2 separate regions of the Homo sapiens genome follow, and region 1 is linked to region 2. Evidence: read pairs that join two places in POLR2A ChIA-PET (ENCODE). Cell type or tissue: MCF 10A. All regions are shown on one strand.

Region 1 (5,000 bases), 170 kb after region 2:
TGGGCATATCTATCTTCATTGTTATTTGAGAGATGCTGGTAAAAAAAAAGCTGATGAAGAAACCACAGGAGACCAAGATGGGGCAACCCCGAGGAAGTCACTGTAATCTGCAATGCAGAGTGGTCGAGGCCTCCAATGCCCTGGACCATCTACTGCTCTGACACTGAAAAGGGAGAGAGGCTTGAAAACTGAATTTAACCGACATTTATGTTAGGGCTGGAGGCTGAGGGGCCTCCATAGGGAAAACTGCAGCCAGAAGCACCCGGTGCCTGGGATGCTGGAGTCCTCTTCAGGGCTAGAAGCCATCCTTTTTCCTCCTGCCTTCTCCTCCCTTCACCGCAGCAAACACAGAACCCTGTCTCCCGACTGCCATCTCCATGGGCCATTTGGAGGCCAGGGAGCTGCCTCCTGTATCTTTACAGGGGTCAGGCCCTCCTAGGGATGTGGGGCCAGAGGGAAGATTTGAGCATGTGGGGCAGAGTGACTCCATGAGGACGTCAAGCAACCCCGCCATGGCTCTGGGCTTCTCGCCTTGGGTTTTCTCATGGAGACATCCATCTGTTAAAGATCTTGCTTATGGGGCAGACCTGGGGTTTGATGGAGAGAGACTTGCTGGAGACAGAGCCATTCACGCACACCGCGGCTAACTCCCCAGCCCAGCCTCCACCCTGCCAGTGATTCCAGGAATTCCAGACAGGTGGTCCATGTCCCTTCTCCCTCATTGTCAAGGGTCAGGTTCTTTTGCACTCGTGACCTCCCCTTAAGCTGATGCACTGGCAGATGATATACGGTGGCAGTGACAGATGTGATCGGTAAGAACTGGCAGCCATGAGCAGGCACTGTCTGGAGCCAGGCTAGTAATCCTATTAACATGGCGGCTTCCAGGGAAGAGTGCCGCTTCTGGACAACTAAGATGTCCCTTTGCCTGTCATCAAGAACACTCATTTCTCCTGAGACCACAGCGGCAAGTCCAGCTTTCTTGTAATTGTCTCTAAATATACACGAGAGCTTCCTAACCAGCTTTTTAAGTTTCTCCACTACAGAGGGTGTTATTGACACAATTCTTCTGTTTTTGCAGTGTATAAAGTGAGGAGAAAGCCTCTCTGGGCCTAGAGGTGAGTGAGCCCCCTTCTGGGACCTTTCCCACTCTATCTGCACTGGGATGCTGCCTTGGGAAGGTGTGGGGGGTGGGGGTGGGGGTGGTTCCTGTGCAATAAGATTTCCTAATGAAGAAAGAAAAGTGTGCCCTTCTCTCTGGTTTTTACTTGGAAGCTTCCTTGCTTGCCAGGACCCCAGATGCTGATATTTCAGAATTTAAGGAAGTGGCTTGGGCAGAAGCACTTTCACAGCTTCAGGAGAATGCACGGTATCCACACTGAATGTAAAGGACGGGTATCTGAGCAGCCTGCCAATCTCGCACCCACCTTCAAGATGCCTGGACATTCTCCTGAGGGCAGCTTCTCAGCAACCTCCTCAGGGAAGTGCTTAGTTGGGGCAGAGAGCTCAGTGAGCTGAGAGTGAGGACACATCTTTCTGTTCCGACTCCTCCACAAACCTGCCTGGTGACCACAGGCAAATCACCCCCCTTTCTGACCCATCCGTTGAATAATTCAGTGGATGTGAATCTTGTTCATCTTTAAAATTCCACGATTCCTCAGAGAAGAAACAGCATTCTCACGTGGGTGGCCTGAAGAGTCCACTGCCTGGCACATCTAGCTCTTAAAGACATCCTCTCCTCTTCTTAAAAAGAAGAGAAAGTCCGACCAGGAGATAAAAACCACCAACAACACCCCCAGAAACCCCACCTATTACCAGTAACCCCCCATCCCTGGGTCTCCCAATGCACTTGGGTCTTGGAAGGGACCAGGTGTCTGGTGGCAAAGGTGCCATTTCAAAGTCAAACTAGGAACATCCAATGGCCCTACTAGATGGCCAAGGGACTGAATGTGAAACCAGAATTGGGTCAGGAACACTGAAGTTCTGAGGGCTGCTCTTGCCCCAGCACCCCACGCCCTAGGTTCGATAAGTTTGCATAAAAACAAGACACACGAGTGATTATTTACCACCAGCAAGCGATCATCAAATCATGTCTATGTTTTAAACTTAACTAGCTGTCTCATCTGGTCCCATGTTCCTGGAATGTAGTTTCAAGGATCCCCAATCTGCCCTCTGAAGGCCTTGCCCCGTCATGCCTCTAGGGGCAGGAGGCCCATACTTCCATGTCTTCTGACTCAGCTTGACCACAACATGGGATATTTGAAATCAGGGCTGCTGGGGAGAAATTCCAGAAGGACGGCCGCCGCCCCTGGTCAAAACTCCTGGTTCTAGAACACAGGAGAAGCCAAAGGCCGACAGCAAGTCAGAGCTACGTGCCAAGCCTCACCCCATGGTGGTGCAGGGTGTGCCGTCCTCAGAAGGTGAAGGCATACACCACGCCCACCACCACGATGTTCCCCAGCGTAGCTATGATGGCAATCCATAGCAAGACGGCGTCGTTGGAGGACCGAGGAGGATCTTCCGGCTGGCCCTGGCCATTGGCAGCCGCGTGGACATTGGCAGAGGAGTTAAACAGGGAGTACTCGGTGCTGAAGTCCTCGTTGGGCGAGTCCATGAAAGCTCCCCCCATCATGGGCAGCTGCAAAGAAGGAGAGAGAGAATTATCCAGGGCCATGGGGGCTTGGGCAGATGTACCCTGCAAAAGGGAAGTGGTCTGGTCAAACAACCCCACATGAAGCTACGATCTCTACTGCACCTGCAAAATGGGGCTTTGCTTTTGTGGTTTTATCATTGATGGTAATTTATAAAAATCAGTGTTCACAGCAGCCTTTTGAGGCAGACATTCTCATGCCCACGCTACTATGAAAGCATCAAGGAACTCACCCAACAGCTAGCTGGTGACTCACCAGGACTCACAGCAACCCCTCCAGCCATTCCCCTCCCCCCATGCCAGGCTCCTCCATAACGATATGGGTTGTAAAATGCCTTCATTCCTCTTCTAATTTTAAAAATAATATATGCTTAGCATAGAACCCTAAGAAAATATAAAACAGGATAAAAAATGAGAATCATGATCCCACCACATAATCAGTGCTAACATTTTGATGGTTTTTCTTTCCAATCTTTTTTTCCTCTGTGTGTGTGTGTGTGTGTGTGTGTGACAGAGAGAGAGAGAGACAGAGTGAGAGAGAGAGACAGAGACAGAGAGAAAACACATTTAAACGTGTTTTTTAATCCCTGTTTCAAAATGGCCATCAAAATTCCATTTTAACAATTGTGTATTATTCTATCATGAACATAAGCCACAGTTTAACCACTCCCCTAGTGTTGGAGATTTAGCAATTTCCACTTTTCCTATGATAAATGATGCACTGATCAACATCCTTGTACATCCATTAGCATGTACATGCATCATGGTACACACATTGTTATCTATTAGGGCAGACTCCCCGACACACAATTTCTGAGTCAATGAGTATGAACACTGTATACCTTCCGGTGGATAGGAACAAATACGCTAGAAGAGGTTCCCTAATTCCCACCGCCCACGCCGCACATCACTGCACACGGGATGCCAGAATGTTTGCATTCATGAATCAGAACTTCCTATTTCTGTTTTTAAAGGTTCTCTGCTGCTCAGACTTCAGGTGGGAGGTGGGGTGCTCCAAGGGAGGGGGTGATCCCGGACACAGCAGTGAAGAGGAGGCCCCTTCCTGCCCCAGCCCAGGAGGCCCATGTCCAGGCTTCCCAGGCCCTCTCCAGAGGCAGAATATGCATGTGCATTCCTGGGCTGGCACTGACACCTATTTGGCCCATAATCAATGTTTCTTTTGAAGGGAACCTGAATGAATGAACATGACACAGTGAGGCCTGCATCGGATGCACAGTTACCGAGCACCGCATGAGACAGTATTCTGTGTGGAGCTCCTGCTATGGTCAGGGGCTGTGCTAGAGACATTAAAATACTCTCAATCACTCAACAATCCTGGTGGAGGCTAATACTGCAACCCCATTTTACAGGTGGATAAGCAGAGGTCAAGGCCATAGCACTAATCTGTGGTGGTGTCAGGGTTGAGTGCCACGAGTGTCTGACTGTGAGCCCAGGCACTCCCGGCTCTGCATGCAGCCCCATGGGCTTCAGGGTCAGGCTCCTGGAACATGAGAGGCACACACGTGCCTGGGCAGCTGCTGCTCAGAAGCTCTCTGGCCTGCCTTGAGTCTCAGTGGCCTCCTCTTAAAGGATGACCATTACCAGGTCACCAGGTGGCCCTTGAGCATCTGCTTCTGATGGACTCCTGCCAGGAGGCACTCGGCACCTATATTCCTAACATGGTGCTGTCCTTGAGGGGATGGAATAGGGCAGTTATTGACCTAGAGAGTGCAGTGACTGGAAAGGACTGCTATGGGGCTCAGGGCAGGCCAGGTGCAATTTCTGAGTGGGGGCTGCAGGTTACCATGCTGTGTTCACCCCTCGTGGGGTACATTTTTATATGAGTACTTCTTATATGTATAACATATTCTATTACTATATTTCAATTAAATATAATGACCAATGCAAACAAGAATATTACAACAGTTTTTTATGCTAAAAATACAATTATAAGTGTAAATAAAAGAATTGCAGGTCAGATGGGGTGTGGGTGCATCAGACACATGCCAGCCTAATGGGAGGCTTCCCCTTCCCCAGGCGACATCATCGGTGCCTTTGCCCAACCTGTCCACAACAGAAGGCCTCCAGGCTAAGGTAAAGCCACCAACATTTGCTGGTGGCCTCTTGGAAAGCAGGCTCAGTGTGAGAAGCTGTGCTTTTTTCCTCTTGGGCATGACGGGGGCTGCAGGGGATTGTTCTGCCCCCACATCCCCCCGCGACCCCTGCCAGATTCCCAGGAATTAACCAGCGTTCCTGTCCCTTCCCACTCATTGCTTCTTGTCTCTTCTCTCTCACCAGGCCCATGCTGCTGGCTGCTCAGACAGATGTCTCCCTGGACTCCACGAATGGGATC
Region 2 (5,000 bases):
CAGCTACACAGGAGGCTGAGGCAGGAGAATTGCTTGAACCTGGGAAGCGGAGGTTGTGGCGAGCCAAGATCGCACCACTACATTCCAAACTAAGGCACAAAGACAGCACCTGTGAAAATATCTGGGCTAAAATATTTATGCAATTCCATATGCAAAGAATTGGACTTGAGAACAGCCTCTGCCTGGCAGAATTTGCTGAGAGCTTATCACTCAGAACCTGCACAGGGAACATTTTCTCAATATATTATGGTTCAAGAGAAGAGTCAATTGAAGGTACTAATTTAAATTTGTTAATTGTAAAATTTGTGGAAAAAAGATTTCAGGCAATTATATGGAAAAATTAAAAATAACAAGACCCCACTGAAGAAAATACATTCTTGTGAAAAATGCCAGTGACAGGGTATCAGTCAGGTACAAGAAACTGTAGCATGTGAATATACAACAAGAACAATTATTTTGCTTATCTTATTTTTAAATGTTCAGTTGATTAACATAAACATGTTTTCTTTTGCTTTAATATTCATAGGTGTATGCATATATATTTAAAGACTTTTTTGAAAATAGTTTTTATCTAGAACTACTTTATAACACCATCAATATAATATAACCATTTTGTTGGATTTTTTCCCCTTCCTTCCTTCCTTCCCTTCATTCCCTCCTTCTCTCCTTCCCTCCCTACCCTCCTTCCCTCCTTCCTTCCTTCCTTCCTCCATCCCTCCCTTCCTCCCTCCCTTCTTCCCTCCCTCCCATCCTGCTTTCCTTCCTTCCTTCCTTCCCTTCCTTCTTTCCTTCCTTCCTTCTTTCCTCTCTCTTTCTACCTGTAAATACTAATTTTTGGGGGAAATAATTTTTGACTATTGGGGTGCCCCGGCAGTGTGCACACACATGGCCTGACCATCCCTCTCCTAGCTATCTCTGATGATGGCCAGGAAGCTGAGGTCTATGGTGACAGAGGCTGGCAGGTGGGAATCTGTAGAATTCCCCGGCGATTGGTTGGGATTTCTCAGGGAGAAAGGAGGCGAGGTCCTGACCTGTGGTGGAGGGGCTGGGGCATTGAGAGTTTGAGAAGAGATGGGAGGGTGTTGAGCACTGATATGGTTTGGCTGTGTCCCCACCCAAATCTCATCTTGAGTTGTAGCTCCCATAATTCTCTCGTGTTGTGTGAGGGACTTGGTGGGAGATAATTGAATCATGGGGATGGAGAACAAAGCCAAGCCAATATCTTGACTTTAGCTCAGCGAGACTGAGTTTGAACTCCTGATCTCCAGAACTGTAAGATAATAACTTGCATCGTTTTAAGCCACTCACTTTGTGATAATTAATTATAGCAGCCTTAGGAAACCAGCACGGGGGTGAGGCTGCACCCTGCCCAGGAAGCCAGAGACGACCAGCTACGCAGGGACTTTAGCTCGAACCTGATTAGGTCAGTGGACACCGCCCCCATCCCCAGGACGGGGAGGTGGCTGGGGCCACTGCAGCCACAGCATGTGTCTGCTCACATGGGGCTTATTTTTAAAGGGATTGTCCTCACCTGCTGCTGTCTGTGTTTATAAAGTTGGCTAGAGAGGAGAAATCTTCCTTTGCCAGTTTTCAGCTTTAGCTCTGATATTTGCCTGGAACATAGTAGGTGCTCAATAAACAATATCTCTGGATATTGTTAGTAATATGTGACCCTATTTGAAGAACTCAGAAGGGGCACTGGGCAAGTCTACAAGAGATGGCAATTCTGTAATTCCTGTGTGGTATTTTCTGAATTCTGCACATTTTAACCTAGGCTATGAGACAGTGTGACTTTCTTCAACAAATTAGTTAATTCTTCAAATTAACTCCAATTTCAACAGCATGGTGATGTTAAAGGCATTGGAAATTCAGCCACAGATGTTAAAGACCATCAGCACGGTCACATAGTAAGATGCTACTTTCAAGCCACGAATAACCCAACCAGTTATTGGTCTTATGAAATCTTGTAAGCCATCCCAGAGAGACTAATTTAATTTTTATGATTCAGAATTTGCAGGCTGTAACTGGTCAGTCCATGCGAACTCTGGTGGCTGCATTCAGCCCTGACATGTTTCACCTGACTTTGATATAAGGAGCTACTGGAACCTTCCTACGAGTTCTAAAACCTTTCCCTCCTCCTCCTGTTCTGGAAAAGCAATTAAGACCCAAACTAGGCATGAAATAAAAGTCTCTTAAATTGATTTAGAATTATTTTTAAAAAGTACCCTCACAGAAGTGGAAAATTTTGCCAATAGGTAGGTGTAAAAGGAAGTTTTTTGTTTTTCTAAGAGACACAGATTTCCTCTCATATTGTACTCTCATAAAAGAAAAAAAAAAGGTGGTCATTTACTTACTCAGGCAGAAAATGAAGGCGTTCACAACTGTAGTTGGGTTTTCTGATAGTGAGAGCTGCTTTTGGAGGAGTTTTCTCTTCTGGGAAGTGCTGTGGAGATGTGGTTGCTTTAAATTATATAACCTCCGCTCCAGTGATGTCATTGTGGGGATTGCCGCAAAAGTGAGTCTTTCGGGACTCACTCCAAGTGGATTTGGAAGGAAAAATCCACTCTCATTTCACTTTGCACTTTAGGGATGATAAGAGATTATTCAGCTACCATCTCCCCCTTTACTTTGGTACCATCTGCAGAGGTCTGCAATCCTGCCCAAGACCTGTATGTTGGCAAACACGCCCTAAAAACATGTTTTGACATCGCCAACTTGCCCCAAGGCTCGCAAAGTGTCAGTGAACATTGAGGGATGGCTTTTGGCCCCTTCACTATTGGCTTCTGAATGTCTGGGGCTCTGCAGCAGCTTTTGTGGGAGCCACTTCGAATGGCCTCTTTTGAATTTTGGTCATGAAAGATACATCGCCAAGAATCCATCAGAGTGGACCCATCACACAAACAGAGAGCTAGGAAAACGTTTGACTCATGCAATGTTCAGAGTTGAGTAAGACCAGATACATTTTTTCCTAATCCTCCTTGGCGTCTCTCAAATTATGTCTGCATGGGTCAAGTTGAACTACTCAAGACCTCATGTTTCAGACAGTAAGATATTTTTGGCTTTGAGAATCAGGTGACAAGATTCTCCAACTGAAGGCCCCTTACCTGTCAACTTACAAATTAAGATCTTTCCAGGCCACCCCCTACACGTAGGAGAACTCATTCATGCCAGAATTCAGGACTTCGAGTCTGACTTCTGGAAAGGTGACCCTCCAAATGTTTGGAGCAGAAGGTGTCACCTCTGTCTTTAGAATCTTGCCTTTTGCTTGTGTTCCCTTTTTCTGCTAGTGACATCTCAGCGGGAGCCAACTGCACTTCAAGTTTTCCTGCTGTCTTCTCCTGTTGCTGAAGACCTTAAAACTGTGGAAGTAGGTGGAACAAATAGCATTCTGAGGCTCAGTAGCGGATGTACATTTCAGGGAAGAAGCTGGAATTTGCCTTAGAGGATAGGATGGTCCCCTCCTATCAGGAGAGACCTCCTGGGTGGGATTTTTAATAAAAAAAAATTGTCAACAGGCAAGCATCTTCCATTACTCCCGGGATAGATCTGAACCGGAGGAAGGCTCCAAATCTTAGCCTTTCCTGTTACTTAGTAATGTAGGCGGGGGTCTCTCCAGCCCGTGGCTGGCTTATTCTCCCTTCAGTATGAGTTTAGACTATACTGTTTCTGAGAAGCGTTTGTTCTTAGGAGATGTCTCCCTGTTTATTCACCCAGGAGTGCGTATAAGGCCAGCTCTGCCACAAAGAGCACGTGCAGGTCTCATCTCTGCTTTGCCTCTTGCTGGAAGACAGTCTGTGAAGAGAGCTGGCCTGAGTGAGCTGGACTTCGGAGATGCATCTGGCTGCCTTGCCAAGGTGGTGGAGGGCGGAAAGGAAAGTTCTTTAAGAAGACCCACGTTTCCCCTTGTTGCTCATCTCCACGGGAAATGCGAGACAGGCCCGGGCTCAGGGGAGCAGAGGGTCTCCTACTGTCTCTGGGGCCAAGGGAGTGGGGCTGAGGGCAGGGGGAGGGGACCCCAAATCTGTGAAAGAAAAGCAGGTCCCTATAGTGTGGCAGAAGATAGCAGGGGACTAAGAAGTGGGTAGGCACTGAGGACCCTCTTCTGAGGCTTCGCTTGCCTTTTTTCTTTTTTTTTTGAGACTGAGTTTCGCTCTTGTTGCTCAGGCTGGAGTGCAATGGAGCGATCTCGGCTCACTGCAACCTTCGCCTCCTGGGTTCAAGCGATTCTCCTGCCTCAGCCTCCCGAGTAGCTGGGATTACAGGCACACACCACCACACCCAGCTAATTTTGTATTTTTAGTAGAGACGGGGTTTCTCCATGTTGGTTAGGCTGGTCTCAAACTCCCGACCTCAGGTGATCCACCCACCTTGGCCTCCCAAAGTGCTGGGATTACAGGCGTGAGACACCGTGCCCGGCCAATGCTTGCCTTTTCTGAATTTAGTTGTTTGTAATTCCCACAGCCTCTATAAGGTTTGGTTAAACCTTACAGTCTGATGTGTGCTGTGCTTGATGAAGTCCCCTGGGTACTTGGGTGAAGAGGTGGTCACAGAGGATAAAGGCCTGCCTCTGGAAATAGAGGACAGGCCAACCTTCCCTGGGGTGTCCTAAATACTAGTGAGGGGGCACTCCAGGCAGGCTGGACTCCCTGTAGTATGCGTGGGCTTGGGCCATACTGGATGTGTATTCAAGGGAAGGTGAGCTCTGGAGTTTGCAGCCCCTGGGGACATGCAGTCCCAGTGCCCACTGTGACATCAAGGGCCACTTTTCAGTTCTCTCATCCATCAGTCCTGGAGTTTTTTTCTCCTTTACTTTTCTAGTCATATCCAGCAGGTTCTTCAAAATGAAAGACTCTAGTACATGTCACCCAGCAGACCTCTACAAATAGCACCCAGATGCTGAGCCTCTCCAGGGTTCGTTCTTAGTCCTTACACGACATCTGATGTCTCCAGTATTCTCCCAATTGTAGACGGAGGACAGAAAGCCACAGCTGGGCAGAATT

The links. Peaks named below come from ENCODE experiments on the same cell type or tissue, not always from the same donor. Only the 100,000 strongest peaks of a DNase experiment are listed, where the experiment ranks them.
Region 1: POLR2A ChIA-PET joins it to region 2 with 5 read pairs; 5 of 35 experiments call an interaction of 5 or more read pairs at or near these places.

What each region holds. Positions count from the first base shown.
Region 1 is chr14:96,084,146-96,089,145 of GRCh38, reverse strand. C14orf132 (chromosome 14 open reading frame 132) reads right to left here. Exons shown (of 2, transcript NM_001252507.3): 2 at 1-2,635. The coding sequence ends at 2,411. Among named protein-coding and RNA genes, the nearest start is that of C14orf132, 47 kb to the right of the region's middle. RefSeq lists an enhancer at 1,923-3,122. In MCF 10A, a CTCF peak has its summit at 2,181; DNase peaks (open chromatin) are centred at 2,285, 2,905 and 3,525.
Region 2 is chr14:96,253,655-96,258,654 of GRCh38, reverse strand. BDKRB1 (bradykinin receptor B1) reads right to left here and starts at 2,445. Exons shown (of 3, transcript NM_000710.4): 1 at 2,355-2,445. RefSeq lists an enhancer at 4,950-5,000. In MCF 10A, a CTCF peak has its summit at 2,010; DNase peaks (open chromatin) are centred at 2,024 and 2,894.